Linked DNA regions of Homo sapiens: region 2 is linked to region 1. A link is a loop called in an ENCODE intact Hi-C map of the cell type or tissue named here. Cell type or tissue: PC-3. All regions are shown on one strand. Links, peaks and the distances in the headings refer to the core of each region. The heading gives the core; the rest is flanking DNA.

Region 1 (8,280 bases), core at 1,989-6,988:
AGGTTCTCACACTGTAGCCTGCGTCAGATCATCGGAAGGGCTTGTCAAGGCATAGGTTGCCGGGGCCCAACCTGTAGTTTCCGGTTCTGTAGGTCTGGGCTGGGGCCAAATAATTTGCATTTCTTTTTTCTTTTCTTTTTTTTTTTGAGATGGAGACTCACTCTGTCACCCAGGCTGGAGTGCAGTGGCACGATCTTGGCTCACTGCAACCTCCACCTCCCGGATTCAAGCAATTCTTCTGCCTCAGCCTCCAGAGTAGCTGGGACTACAGGTGTGCACCACCATGCCAGGCCAATTTTTGTATTTTCAGTAGAGACGGCGTTTCACCATATTGGCCAGGCTGGTCTTGAACTCCTGACCTCATGATCTGCCTGCCTCGGCCTCTCAAAGTGCTGGGATTACAGGTGTGAGCCACCGTGCCTGGCCCATTTGCATTTCTAACAAGTTCTCAGGGGATGTGGATGCTGCTGGTCTGGGAACCCCACTTGAAGAGCCATTGATAGATAGCTCTCTCTTGCTAGCGTGCAAGAAGCCCCCCATTGAAACAAGGAAGGCATAGGTGGATTGGTGTCTCAGAAAGAACCCTGGACTTGGAATCTCAGGACAGAGATTTGAGTCCCAGCTCTGCTGTTTGTGGACGGTGGGACCTTAAGAAGTTCCTAGAGTCTAACCTTTTTGAATTTGTTTCCCCACGGGACTAAGAGCTGCCCTGCTCACTTCACAGGGTTGCTGTGAGAGTGAGATGAGAATGCACATGCGAAGAAGATCGCTAAACTTAGAGCTGAGATATAAATGTAAGAATCTTTATTGCAGGAACAGAGCTTGATGAAGCTTGTGATTGATATGGGCCCTTATTGCCTTTTATGAGCAGAAAAAGAAAGCTTGTAAAAGGATGAAAAATATGATAGGGAAACAGGAGATACATAAGCAAAATAATTAAAGCAGTTTTCCAGATGGGATGTAATGAAGGACTGAATTTTACATGTGTCTCCAGAAGGGCTCTGGAAGTTCAGGAGTGTTTGTGTGTAGGTGTGTGTGTGTGTGTGTGTTAGGAGGGTGCATGGGAAGACCAATAAAGAGAATCTTCTTTAGAAGTGGCCTTGAGCTAGGCTTTGAAGGGATGGTTGGGATTTGGACAGATGAGGGCAGAGAGAAATCTCCTGGAAGGTGGGCTGGTCCACAGTGGAGGGTGTGTGGTGGAGATGGTGGGATGCAAGACTGTGCATAGGGCACAACCAACCTACAGGCCTGCAAGGCATGGAAGAGGAATTCACCTCCACGTGGTATGAAGTAGACTGTTAGGCCTGAGATGATGAAAATGGACGTCTAAACTCCAGAGGGGCTGGCAGGCAAGAAGCCAGAGAGAAGGCTGTTTTGTTAACACAGACCCAGGATGAGAGAAGGCCGAGGGTGGCTGTCATGGGAGCAGAGACATAGGGGTGTATGTGAGTGACCTGCAGAGGGAGGGCTTGAGAAGAGGTATGAAGGGATTTCCAAACATGGCTCCAGGTTCCAGGTCTGGGTGGTGTGGAGAAGGGTGGACCCAAGGCAGAGTGGGTAGAGTGGAGAGTGGTGCTCTTGTGTGTGGTGTGGTCAGGGACTTGGGGAGAGTTGTTATGTTTGGATATTTGATCTGACTGTGGAGCTTCCAAGTGAAAATGCTATGAGAACTGTTGGAGAAACAGGCCTGAAGTTGGGGTACAGGCCAGGAAAGACAGCTTGTTCCCATGTGTCATGTTCCCATTTGGGCTGTTTTGAGAGAGCGGTGACTACCTGTGACATGACTGGCTGCATCTTTGGCATTTTCATGCCTAGAGATCTTCCTGCTGGGTCCTCTTTTGATCATCTCCTCGGTGGCTAACCCTGGGCTCTCGCCTCCGTCTCTTCTCTCCTGCAGGGGATGCTCTTACTTACCACAATGGATGGAAGTTTACAACTTTTGACAGAGACAATGATATCGCACTCAGCAACTGTGCCCTGACACATCATGGTGGCTGGTGGTATAAGAACTGCCACTTGGCCAACCCTAATGGCAGATATGGGGAGACCAAGCACAGTGAGGTAGGTGACAGGTGAATGTCTTTTCTGTCCCAGGGTATGTCCATATTCAGCTTCCAAATGGACACCCTCCAGGCCAGTCTGGCAGCCCCTCTCCTTCTGAAGCTTCCAGTCAAAGCAGTAGAGCTTCTCCTCCAGGCTCCATGGCCTTGAGGTCGTGGCCTCCCTTCCTGATGGCCATGGCCCTGCTTGTTTTGCATTCCCAGAGCTGCACACTTGCCTAGGGGAAGGTGCGGGAAAAGCTTGGGCTGCCCACTGCCATGTAATGACAGATGATGTGCTCTGCACGCTGTCTCATTTTACTAGTTCACACACTGTCAGCTCTAGCTGCTGTAACAAAATAACACAGACCAGGTGGCTCAAACAACAGACATTTATTTCTCACAGTTCTGGAGGCTGGGAAGTCCAAGATCAGACTGCTGGCAGATTTGGTTCTTGGTGGTGGACCTTGCTGGCTTGTGGCTGTGCGTCCTCACATGGCGGACAGAAAGGAGCTCTGATCTCTTCTTCATATAGGGGCATATGTCCCATCATGAGGGCTCCACCTCATGGTCTCATGTAAACCTAATTACCTTCCAGAGGCCCCCTCTACATACCATCATGTTGGTGGGGGGTGGTTAGGGCTTTACTACATGAATTTTGAAGAGACACAAACATTCAGTTTATAACAAACACTGCCTACTTTCTAGTTGTTCTCCTAGTTGAACAAGAGCTATTTCTTTAGGCTGAGCATGGTGGTTCATGCCTGTAATCCCAGCACTCTGGGAGGCTGAGGTGAGCTGATTGCTCGTGCCCAGGAATTTGAGACCAGCCTGGGTAACATCGTGAAACCCTGTCTCTACAAAAGATACAAAAATTAGCTGGGCATTATGGCGTGCACTTGTAGTCCCTGCCTCTAGGGAAGCTGAGGCAGGAAGATCACTTGAGCCTGGGAGGTTGAGACTGCAGTGAGCCATGATCAAGCCACTGCACTCCAGCCTGGGTGGCAGAGCAAGACCCTGTCTCAAAAAAAAAAAAAAAAAAAAAAAGCTGTCTCAAGTCCTTTGATCACCAGGAAAACAGTCTTTTGTGCCTTAGGTCAGACCTACTCTTGGATCCACTTCACCCAAAACCTTCCCAGAACATTGAGCTAGACCAGTCTCTCCACATTGGGAGTGTGCGCCCAGGGCCCAGGGGTCCAGGAGGGCTCCTCTTCCCACATTGCCCTGAAACTGTCCCACCCGCTATTTCTCAAGCCTCCTCTGCCCCAGTGCATCATCCTGACTCTTTGACAGCTGCGGGGCACTTCCCACCTGCTCCCTCACAGTTTCTTGAAAATTGCATCTTTGTCTCTGCTCGTCATTAATCCTCTCCCCTCCACAAACGCTGAGTCCCCATCCTAGGTTTCTAATTTCCCATCTGCAGCCCTGATCCTAAGCCTCCAGGAAGCCACCTCTTCAGAACTCACCTTGTACCAATATTACTGTAAATATTAGCACATCCGAAGTCCAGGTACATTTTGATTACTTTGGCCCTGACCAGTCTTCGGGACTCCCAATCTTTATGTGATTTTTCAAAGGGAAGAAGAAATTTGCCCCCAGGGAAGCTGGGGAGGGTGGGCCCATGAATCATGGTGGCAGCGTGTGGGCTGACTCAGGGAAGCCAGGGATAGGAGATCAAATATTGGAAACGAGCAGCCAGGATGCCCTGAACCATCCCATATTTGCTAATAAAAGACATTCATCTGTTTAATGCGCTTTTCACAGTCTGCAAGGCATTTAGCTTCTTGTTTATTATTTACCTCACAAATTAAAATACATAAAATTGGTCACTTGGGCTTTTTATTGGCCAGGTTGCAGGGTTATTAAGTGAATTAAATATTATTGCGCTCACCAGTCAAAAGAAATAAAATGAAATTTAGTTTTCAGCAGGCTATTTGTTACCCCAGAGCTAATATCTAAACAGTCTAAATTGAAAATGATTTTACACAACTGGCCAATTAATATGTTTATTTTTGCCTTTAATTTTTTGGAAAGGAAAAGAGTGAAGGAAAGATAATTTGCCCATTGCCGGCCCGGTTGACCCCTGTGTTGTCTCTGTGGCTGCTCTGGCCTCACCCAGCTCCCGGGCTCACACCCCCTTGCTCCCACCATAGAGACCGCCAGCTTCCAAATCGTCCAAGTCCTCTCAGCCCGTCTAACCCCAGCTGCCCAGCAGAGGGCGCGTGTGTCCGGATCCTGCCCTCCCCTCCCTTCTCATCACCCCGTCTCTTTCTCTCTCCTGAGCAGAGAGGGAGTGGTTTCACTGGTAATTAATTAATTAATTAATTCCTTTGTACCATAACCCACCCTGCCCTCCTCCTAAGAGCCTCTTCTTGATGTGGCTTTTTTTTTTTTTTTGGTAGGGGGTGAACTGGGAGCCTTGGAAAGGACATGAATTCTCCATTCCTTACGTGGAGTTGAAAATCCGCCCTCATGGCTACAGCAGGGAGCCTGTCCTGGGCAGAAAGAAGCGGACGCTGAGAGGAAGGCTGCGAACGTTCTGATGGCCCGTGTGAGCAGTCCTCGCAGGAGACACCACCAGCTGTGGCAGCTTGGGGCGGGGTGGGTAGTGGTCACTGCGGTCTGGGAGTGCTCAGATAGCCCGCAGAACAAATCATGTCACCAAGCTTCAAGCCATGGAGGTTCCTTCCCTCTCACCTGCATTTTTGCCCGTCTTTATGAGGGTCTTGAAAATCAAAATAGTAGTTGCACAGTATGTGTAGGAAAGACAGTACTGGAACGGCAAGGTTTCTCAGCTTATCTTCAGCAACATATATACTGGATTAGGGCAAGAGAAGGAATCACCCAGCACTTCACCAGTTGGAAATCTCTGGAAATTTACATCTATGTATTTAAAGTTCTGCTAATGCAAATCTTTTCTCTGGAAAGAAGCACAGAGGAGGAGTTCTGATGACCCAGGGGTTAGGGCTGAGACAACCGGACGTTTGTCACCTCCTTTCCCATTGGGTTTTTAGGAAAACAGTGTGAACCTCCCCCTTTTAATTTCTGGTGTTATGAGGAAGAATAAAGGGGATAAAAGGGGCTAAGATGGACTCATGTTTAGCTAAGTTCTGACTTGTATCCAGCATGCTGGAGACCAAAGCTGCCGCCTTACTGCTATTTTTAAGTGCCCTCTTTTCAGTCATTTGCATAATTGCGTCCATAGAGCTGCATATGTTGTGAATAAATTCTCACTCATTTCAACTTTGAATAATTTGACTGTCTTGATAATTGGTTCCTCCCAAAGACTCTTCTGCAACTCCCATTCATGCCCACCAGGCCTCAGACTCCCTCTTTTCCCCGCCCTGCACTATTGGAGCCCTGGGTTTTGTGGGAGTGCTCAGCACCGTGAGTCTTACTGTTTGATCGGACAGTTAGCAAGATCAGATCCTTTTTGCTTATTTTCTATCACTTTGGAGGGTTTTCTGTAGCAAAATCAGTGACCAATGAAGTAACTTAAATTCCTATTGAAGAAAAAAAATAATAAACCACTTGATTTAAAAAAAAATTGCCATGTGTTATTTTCCTCCACGTAAGTGCACTTGAATTCTAAATTTAACCTACATGCAAGTGAAGGTACAATTCGTGCATTGTAATGGAATTTGGTTGGCTGTGGACTCTGATTTGCATGATGGGAAATAATGGTATTTAGAATGCAGAAGTGAGTGAATGGGAAGTAAGGCGAATGCTCCAAAAGCTGCCGTACCCCTCCAGGACGAGGGTGTAGTCTATTGCCTAGATGTCTCCAGGTTTTAACCTCTGGGTGAATGTCAAACCATACCCCTGAAACCGTTTCTGTCAACCTTTAAAGTCTTCAGCATCCCCCTCTGGTGCCTTCCTTCCCCAGACACACACATTGAGCAATGCCATGGTAACTGCTCGCTCTGATAATGAGTGGTCTCAGTGAAATACAGTTTTAGTGTTGATGCTGACGATGAAAAAATGTGCTTGCATGTTATTAATTGATTCAACAAGAGTTTGTTGTTTGCTTTGTATCAAGCAGTGTGCTGGGCACTGGGGAAACAAAGGTGAGCAAGATAGACACTATCCTTGTATTGATGGAGCTTGTGTGCTGTCATTCATTCATTCGTTTACATTCACTCATTCAACGAATAGAGATGAAGCCCTATTATGTGCCAAGTTCCATTCTAAGCATTGGTGTTAATCAAGGACATAACATCATATTCCTGTCCTTGTGCTAATATTCTCATGGTGGAGGCTGACATTAAGCAACAAATAAATGTGTGGTTACAAGAAGTGGGAAATGCCGTGGAAGAAAAGGTAGGATGAGAAGATGAAGGTGTTGCATGGTGTTGGACTATGAAGCCTCTCTGAGGAGGAGATGTTTACAGAAATTGACCAAATTTCTCCTAGTCTTGATCTAACTTTATCAGGGCCTGAGCCTGAGCTAATTTCTTTGTCTGCCTTTTTTTTTTTTTTTGAATGGGGTCTCTCTCTGTCTTGCAGGCTGCTGTATATTCACATGATCAAGGCTCACTGCAGACTTGAACTCCAGCCTTGAACTCCTGGGCTCCAGCAATCCTTCCGCCTCAGCCTCCTGAGTAGCTGGGACTACAGGCACATGCTACTGTGCCCAGCTAATTTTTTACTTTTTTGTAGAGATGGAGTCTTGCTATCTTACCCAGGCTGGTCTCATCTGTCTTAAAGGTCTGTCTGCACAACTTCCCAGTTCCAAGTCTTCTCCTCAAATTCTCTTCTTTTAAAAACATTTTTGTAGTTTTTTAATTGTTTTATTTAATAGAAATGGAGTCTTATTGTCACCCAGGCTGTGTGAGGAAAACAGTGTAAATCTCTCCCTTTTAATTTCTGGTGTTGTGAGGAAGAATATAGGGAATAAAAAAAGGCGAGTGCAATGTGTGACCACAGCTCATTGTAGCCTTGAATTCCTGGACTCAGCAATCCTCCCGTCTCAGCCTCCTGAGTAGCTGGGACTGCAGGCGAGTGCCACCATGCCCAACTATACATCTATATCTATATCTTTATCTATATCTATATCATCTATATCTATATCTGTATCTATATGTATATCATCTATATCTATATCTATGTCTATATCTATAGATATATAGCAGGCTCTTGCTATATTGCTCAGGCTGGTCTTGAACTCCTGGCTTCAAATGATCCTCCAGCCTTGACTCGGGAAGTAGATGGGACTACGGGTGCTAGCCGCCGCACCTGGCTGGAATTCCCTTCTGCTGCTCCGTGACCCCGTTTGCATGTGGGGTACTCAGCTTCGTAATTATGAAGCTTTGGGCTCATCACAGTGATCCAGGGTTTTTAGAAAAGTGCCTCCTTTGCAAAATGGATTAAATCCCAGAAATTGACTTCGAGCCAAGGATGGTGATTGTTGGCAATGCTTCTCAACTTTGAACATGCTTGTTAACACAGAGATCACGGGGTCCCTTCCCCAGACGCTCTAGTTAAGTAGGTCTGGGCCGAGGGCTGCTGCTGGAGTGGTGTCCACTCTGAGTAGCTGTGGTGTGGGGGAGCCGCCGGTGGTCTTTTTGCTCTGGAGGAGCCTGTGATGGTAGCAAATTACAAAACACACACCCCTGTGTTCATTGACCCCAGGGTTTCTCCACCACTGGGCAAGAGGAGGACTTTTGGGAAACAGGAGCTATTTCTTACATTATTTTGCCTGTAGGACCCATGGTGCACAAAGGAGCGGGTGAAGAAAACCTCAGCTGACCCTTCAAAGGTTCTACTGGGGACCAGGAAGGAAGTTGAGAGAAACTCATTTTCAAAGGGCCTCTGTCTGACTGAGGAAAACATTCCAACTTGAAACTTCCATGCCTAACCTCATTTTAACGTGACCAGTGCTCACAACTTCCAATCTGGTAGCTGAATATGGGCCCGTGGAATGGGTTTCTGGATAGACCTGCTTTTTAGAGAGAGTCAATTTTCTTAGAACCAGGTTATGAGCCATCAAGGTTTTGAAGCTTACAGGGACGATTTCTACCCTTTAGAACAAACTAAAGCAAACAAAAGCTCTCATAGAAGGCACAGGCTGCAAGCCAGGCACTAGGGTAGATGCAAAGACAGAAGTCTTGGTAAAGTTTCCAAAGTGTTGCCTTTTATGCAGGACATGAGCAAGACAGTGATAAACAGAACACAAATGTGGCCTTCCAGCAGCTCTTGGAGTGGTGGCAGAGGCAGCCATGGAAACAAACTGGGGAGAGTG
Region 2 (5,000 bases), core at 1-5,000, 1.7 Mb after region 1:
CAATGCTAGGCTGGCTGGACCCCTAGCAGTGGCAGTCATGAAATTTTGCATCATTTGGCCCCACATGCCATATGCTGATGTTTCATCAGCTTCTGGTACTGTTTCTAGAATTGTGAATGTGGCCACCAAACCCAGCAGCTGGTGTATCTGACCAGCCCCGTGTAGAACTAGCTCTGTTCCTGGTTCAATCCCACAATCCAGTCCCAGGTCAGCACCAACTCCCTCCTCTGCCCACCTGCTCTAGACCATCTTGACCTTCCCTTTCAAGAAGGCGCCCAAAGGTACCACTCTGCAGATTTCAGACTTGTACCTAGTAGTCTGGGACTCCCACAAGGCGAAGTTCCCCCTCATACCCGTGTTTCCTCCATAAAGTAGCAAGTGAGAAAGCCCCAGGATTAACAATGTCATACAAACCTCGGTAGCACTGCCCTCTAGGGGCCCGAGTGAGCCCCCTTCTCCCACAGAGGTCCTGACACCAGGGCTCTTGTGCGTAGGAAGTCCGTCCTCTGCCCAGAGGTGGAGTGGCTTTATCCTTGTTGCAGACTGTGCCCTAAGCCCAGTTCTGGCTATCAGTTCTCATCAGTGTCAGGAGATAGGAAGTCCTGTTCTCTCCCAGGCTGATGCTCTCAGGCCAGCATGGTCACAGGGCTGGGGCATGGGCCTGACCCGGTCCTCTGGTCCTCGCAGTTCGCTCTCCCTCTTCCTACAGGGCCTGCACCCCTGACTGTGTGTCTGAGTCCGTAAGTCTAGGCCCCTGTTCTGGTTTCCATTGCTGAGGTCCTGCCTGCCCAGTGCCCCATCCCCTGTCATTCTGGCCCTGCTCTGCCTGTTCCTGCCTGACTACCAGAGCCCTGAGCATGGTGTTGGAACTCAGGTCAGGGCTGCAGTCTGGCTATGTGCAGCTCTGGGCCACATGATGCTGCCTGCAATATGTTAAAATGTCACCTGCCCTAGACCGTCTATGGCTGCATTCCAGCCACCTTTTGTAGCCCACCATTCCTTAACCCTGGACCCTTAATTTCTAAGTGTCCTTGGACTATAATGAGAAACATCCTACTTCGTTGTCAGATGGACCCCTTCTCTCTCAGTCAATCCCCACCTCTCCCCCCGCCCCCAAGCTGGCCCAAGCTCTGCCCTGTGGCCTGCCTTGCTGTAAGTTCCAGCTAAACTGTATTGGATGCTGACCTAGGATGAAAATACCTGTCCTCACATTAATTCTCACATTACCCCAATGGGGCAATCAGTGCAAAATTTAAGTTCTCCAGCTCTTTCCACTTTTAGTAGTGTATTTTATTTTTAACATGAAGCAGGTATTAGAAAAGGAGATACTTCACTTAACCTTCTGAGGAGGGTCCAGGCTTGACCTAAGGGCCATTCCTCAGTAGTCCCAAATCCCTCAGTTTTGGAGGGCCCACTGAAAGAGCAGTCAGTTTATTTCATCATCATGGCCGGGGGAGCACTTTACACATTTCATGTGGAAATGCCATGTGCGGTCATCTCAGAAAGGCCTCGGCTTACCGTTAGCGTTATCGTTTCTACCACTGAACACTCAGCACCCTCAGAGGGTTAGATGGGATTACTGGGCAGAAGAGATAAGCCCTGCTCCCAGTGGGAAGGCTCATGTGTTAGTATATTTACTGCTTTGTCCAAAACTCCTGGGCTTCTTCCACTGCTGCCTGGCTGGGATTGTTCAGCCCACAGCTAGAGACTTGGTGATGACCCCAACGGAGGCCTGTGTGAGTGCGCACCGACACAGAACAGCTCTGCTTCCAAAGGTGGGTCTTAAAGGCCTGAAACTTGATGTGAGTGGAGGACTCGTAAGCCCCCTGCTAAGGACTGGCTCTCTTGTCTGATACTTTCCCACTTTCCTTCTCCAGTCATGGTGGTTTCTGCCCATCCCTCTGATCTGCCTCCCTTTTTTCTGAATTATCTGTCTGCTGTCACACGTCCGGAAAGAGAGCAGCTCTCCTGTGAGCATGCATTGTGATGATGGGGCAGTAGGTTGAAAGGCCTGTGAGTCACCTCCCTACCCTGGCCTCAGTTTCTTCATCTGTAAAATGAAGAATGCTGGACCAGACATACTTTAAGGTCTCTTTCAAGTAGGAGTTCTTCGCTGTTTTTGGGCCATGGATCCTTCTCAGAATAATGTTTTAAAAAGCATTAAATAAAATATAAAAAGTGACAAAGGAAGCCAGCTAAGCAGAAATGCTGTTCCACCTCTGTGGATCCCAGGTGCAGAGCCAGCGCTCTGCTTTAATATGAGGTAATGAGGTCATGCTCTGAGATTCTCACAGTAACCTAGAGCAGCAGGGAGTTAAGATGCAAGGCTTGCATACCCGAAGCAACTAGCTGTGTGATTCTGGGGCGGTTACTCCGTTTTCTTGCACCTGTTTCCTCAATTAAAAAATGGAAACAATACCCCTAATCTCACAGAGTCAGAGGGGATTCTCAGAGTCAGCACTCCATTAATGAAGGCCGCCCTCCTCCCAGTTTATAGAAAGAAAACTTAGTTGGAGAAAGTTTCAGTGTCTTGCTTACAGCCATTTAGTGGTTAGGAACAAAAAACCAGGCTTGCAGCCCATGTATTCTTAACTCTTAATCTAGGGCTCTGTCCCTATCCCAAGGGCTGAAGCGCAGCTCTCCTGGATCCTTCCGGGAGAGGAATGTCACTCCTGGCCTCCCACACGGCCCTCTTCTTGTGATCTGCAGCGCCACCTGGTGGAGATTTGCTGTTTCTTCCTTAGCCCCCTGCATTGGCTCCAACTTCTCAATAAACAGCATTCACAGTTCGCATTTTATAAGATGTAGGAGGGACATAATGGGAGATCAGCAAAGACAGCTGGAGTGAGAGACGGTATTGGCCTCGGTCTCTGATCAGAAACGCAGCCAATCAGGCCAACATGAGGAGGGTCGCAGTGTGGGTAATGGCTGCACTCCTAATACCACTTCTTGTACATTGGAACTTTGGAATTCCTAAGTAACAGTGTGATTTAGTCACAACTGAAGGACTACTGAGCCTTTACTATAAATGATAGTTCAAGTTTCACTGAGTTTGAGATGCCTTACAGCAGGTTAGGTGGTCTGCACTCCCAAATCCTTGTTCCTTTCACCTGCTCCCCTCCAATAAAGGGCCACAACTGCCCCCTATCAAAAGAGCCAACGAGAATCATGGCATTGGTGGAATCACCCAAAAAGTGGACCAACATGGTCTTAGTATTCTCATCTGTGTCTATATATACTGTCGAAATCCTCTAGAATGTCACTTGTGTTTATGTACTTTACTTTCATCATGCATAGCCCATAGCAACATCCCTTTTTCCTATATTGAAGACATTCAGCCTGAGCACTGAAGTTCATCTTGCAATCAATGCCACTCAAATTTCTAGTGCTTTTCATCTCTGAACTCTTTAACTGTGGAAATAGACATGATTTATTCTGGAAACCTTGACTCTATTCTCGTGATCTCCTCTGCAAACTGTTAAATGTTTTTCATACTGATGGGGTCACGAAGTCCTACAACGACATCACTATGAATTCTGCCTTAGCACCCAAATTTTTCCATCATGATTTAGATTCTATCATTATCTCTCCTTTTCTGGCATCTTTTACATCTCTGCGTCACAAACATTTTACAATTGTTTCCAGAGCACAGGGAGAAATGGGGAAGAGTTCGCAGAAAGAATAGGGTCATTCCAATGGCCATGATATAGTTCGCTGCATTTCTTTGAAGAAAAGTGCTGCCCATTTCTAACATTTCTAAATTACTTCAATGCCATTGGAGCTAGCTAGCTTTCTAAAGCAGAGTTCTTGGTATTCTATGCCTTTCCTCAAAAATGACTCCTTGGACTTATAGCATTCTATCTTTCCAGTCTCACTTTCTTCCTTTCCCTTTTACTCACCGTCTGCCTCTGCCCTACTAGACTACTTGCTACTCACCTTCATGCTTCTTCACCTTTGCCTTTGCAGCTTCCTGAGCCTAGTATACCTTTTCCAACATGACTGTTGGTTGAAATTCTACACAACACAGTTTAGATGACATCCACTCTAGTTAGAATTAATCACTTCTTTCTTCTCTTTTACAATTTTTTTTTTCATTTTTTGCTTTTCTATCTACATTTATTTAATTCTGCCTTAAGTTAAAGTTAGTTTTTTATATCTTTCCCCTCTATGTTGCAAACTCCTCAAGGGACAGGACCGTATTATCTTTCTAGATCCCCCCATTCCAGTGTCTAAGTACTCGAGAACATTCTCTATAATGCCACCTGGGATAAGACTTCAGAGACTCAACATGTTTTGCTGAGTCTCTAAAGGAACTCAAGTAGCAAGAAGAAACCGGTAAGAAGCCTTGGGACTGTCAGGGTAAGAAGTCACTAGGTAGGTGTGTGTTACTCACATGTAAATGGTGTCAGGTTCCAGGCATCGTATGATCAGAGAGATGGTGGTGAGCTGCTTGTCCGGCACCTGAGATGGCATTGCACAAGGAGACTTTGCTCCAGAGATGATGTCGTCCACAAAGCTCAGCACTGTTTCTGCCCAGAGGAGAAGGAATGGAAAAAGCATGAGAAACAATGACGGCCAAGCAATGAGGAGATGGAGTCAACTCAATGAGAACTTAACATGACAATGATTTGGTCCTCAATCTCTAGAGTAGAGAAGGAGACTTAGAAGGAATGGCCTTTTCTATTTCATATTTAACCACTCAGAGCTGTCTAGAGTTAGTTCAGACACAACTAGGGCAAGGGATACACATCACACCTGAGAGCTTCTTTTTTTTTTTTTTTTTTTGAGACAGAGTCTAGCTCTGTCACCCAGGCTAGAGTGCAGTGGCGCGATCTTGTCTCACTGCAACCTCCGCCTCCTGGGTTCAAGCAATTCCCCTGCCTCAGCCTCCCAAGTAGCTGAGATTACAGGCACATGCCGGGGTTTCACCATGTTGGTCAGGATGGTCTCGAAATCCTGACCTCGTGATCCGCCCAGCTCGGCCTCCCAAAGTGCTGGGA

The links. Hi-C counts contacts between places; a loop is a spot of excess contacts. Peaks named below come from ENCODE experiments on the same cell type or tissue, not always from the same donor. Only the 100,000 strongest peaks of a DNase experiment are listed, where the experiment ranks them.
Region 2: it touches region 1 in a loop (27-fold over the local background); 10 of 110 quality-filtered maps call a loop at or near these places.

The regions. Positions count from the first base shown.
Region 1 is chr1:175,142,490-175,150,769 of GRCh38, forward strand. TNN (tenascin N) reads left to right here. Exons shown (of 19, transcript NM_022093.2): 18 at 1,898-2,061; 19 at 4,442-5,586. The coding sequence ends at 4,582. Among named protein-coding and RNA genes, the nearest start is that of KIAA0040, 46 kb to the right of the region's middle. In PC-3, for the core only: a CTCF peak has its summit at 4,239 (motif pointing right); a DNase peak (open chromatin) is centred at 3,632; H3K4me3 peaks cover 995 bases; H3K27ac peaks cover 949 bases.
Region 2 is chr1:176,878,466-176,883,465 of GRCh38, forward strand. ASTN1 (astrotactin 1) reads right to left here. Exons shown (of 23, transcript NM_004319.3): 20 at 4,394-4,529. Among named protein-coding and RNA genes, the nearest start is that of MIR488, 150 kb to the right of the region's middle. RefSeq lists an enhancer at 1,516-1,660 and a cis regulatory region at 1,580-1,597. In PC-3, for the core only: CTCF peaks have their summits at 421 (motif pointing left), 2,729 (motif pointing left) and 2,930; a DNase peak (open chromatin) is centred at 2,696.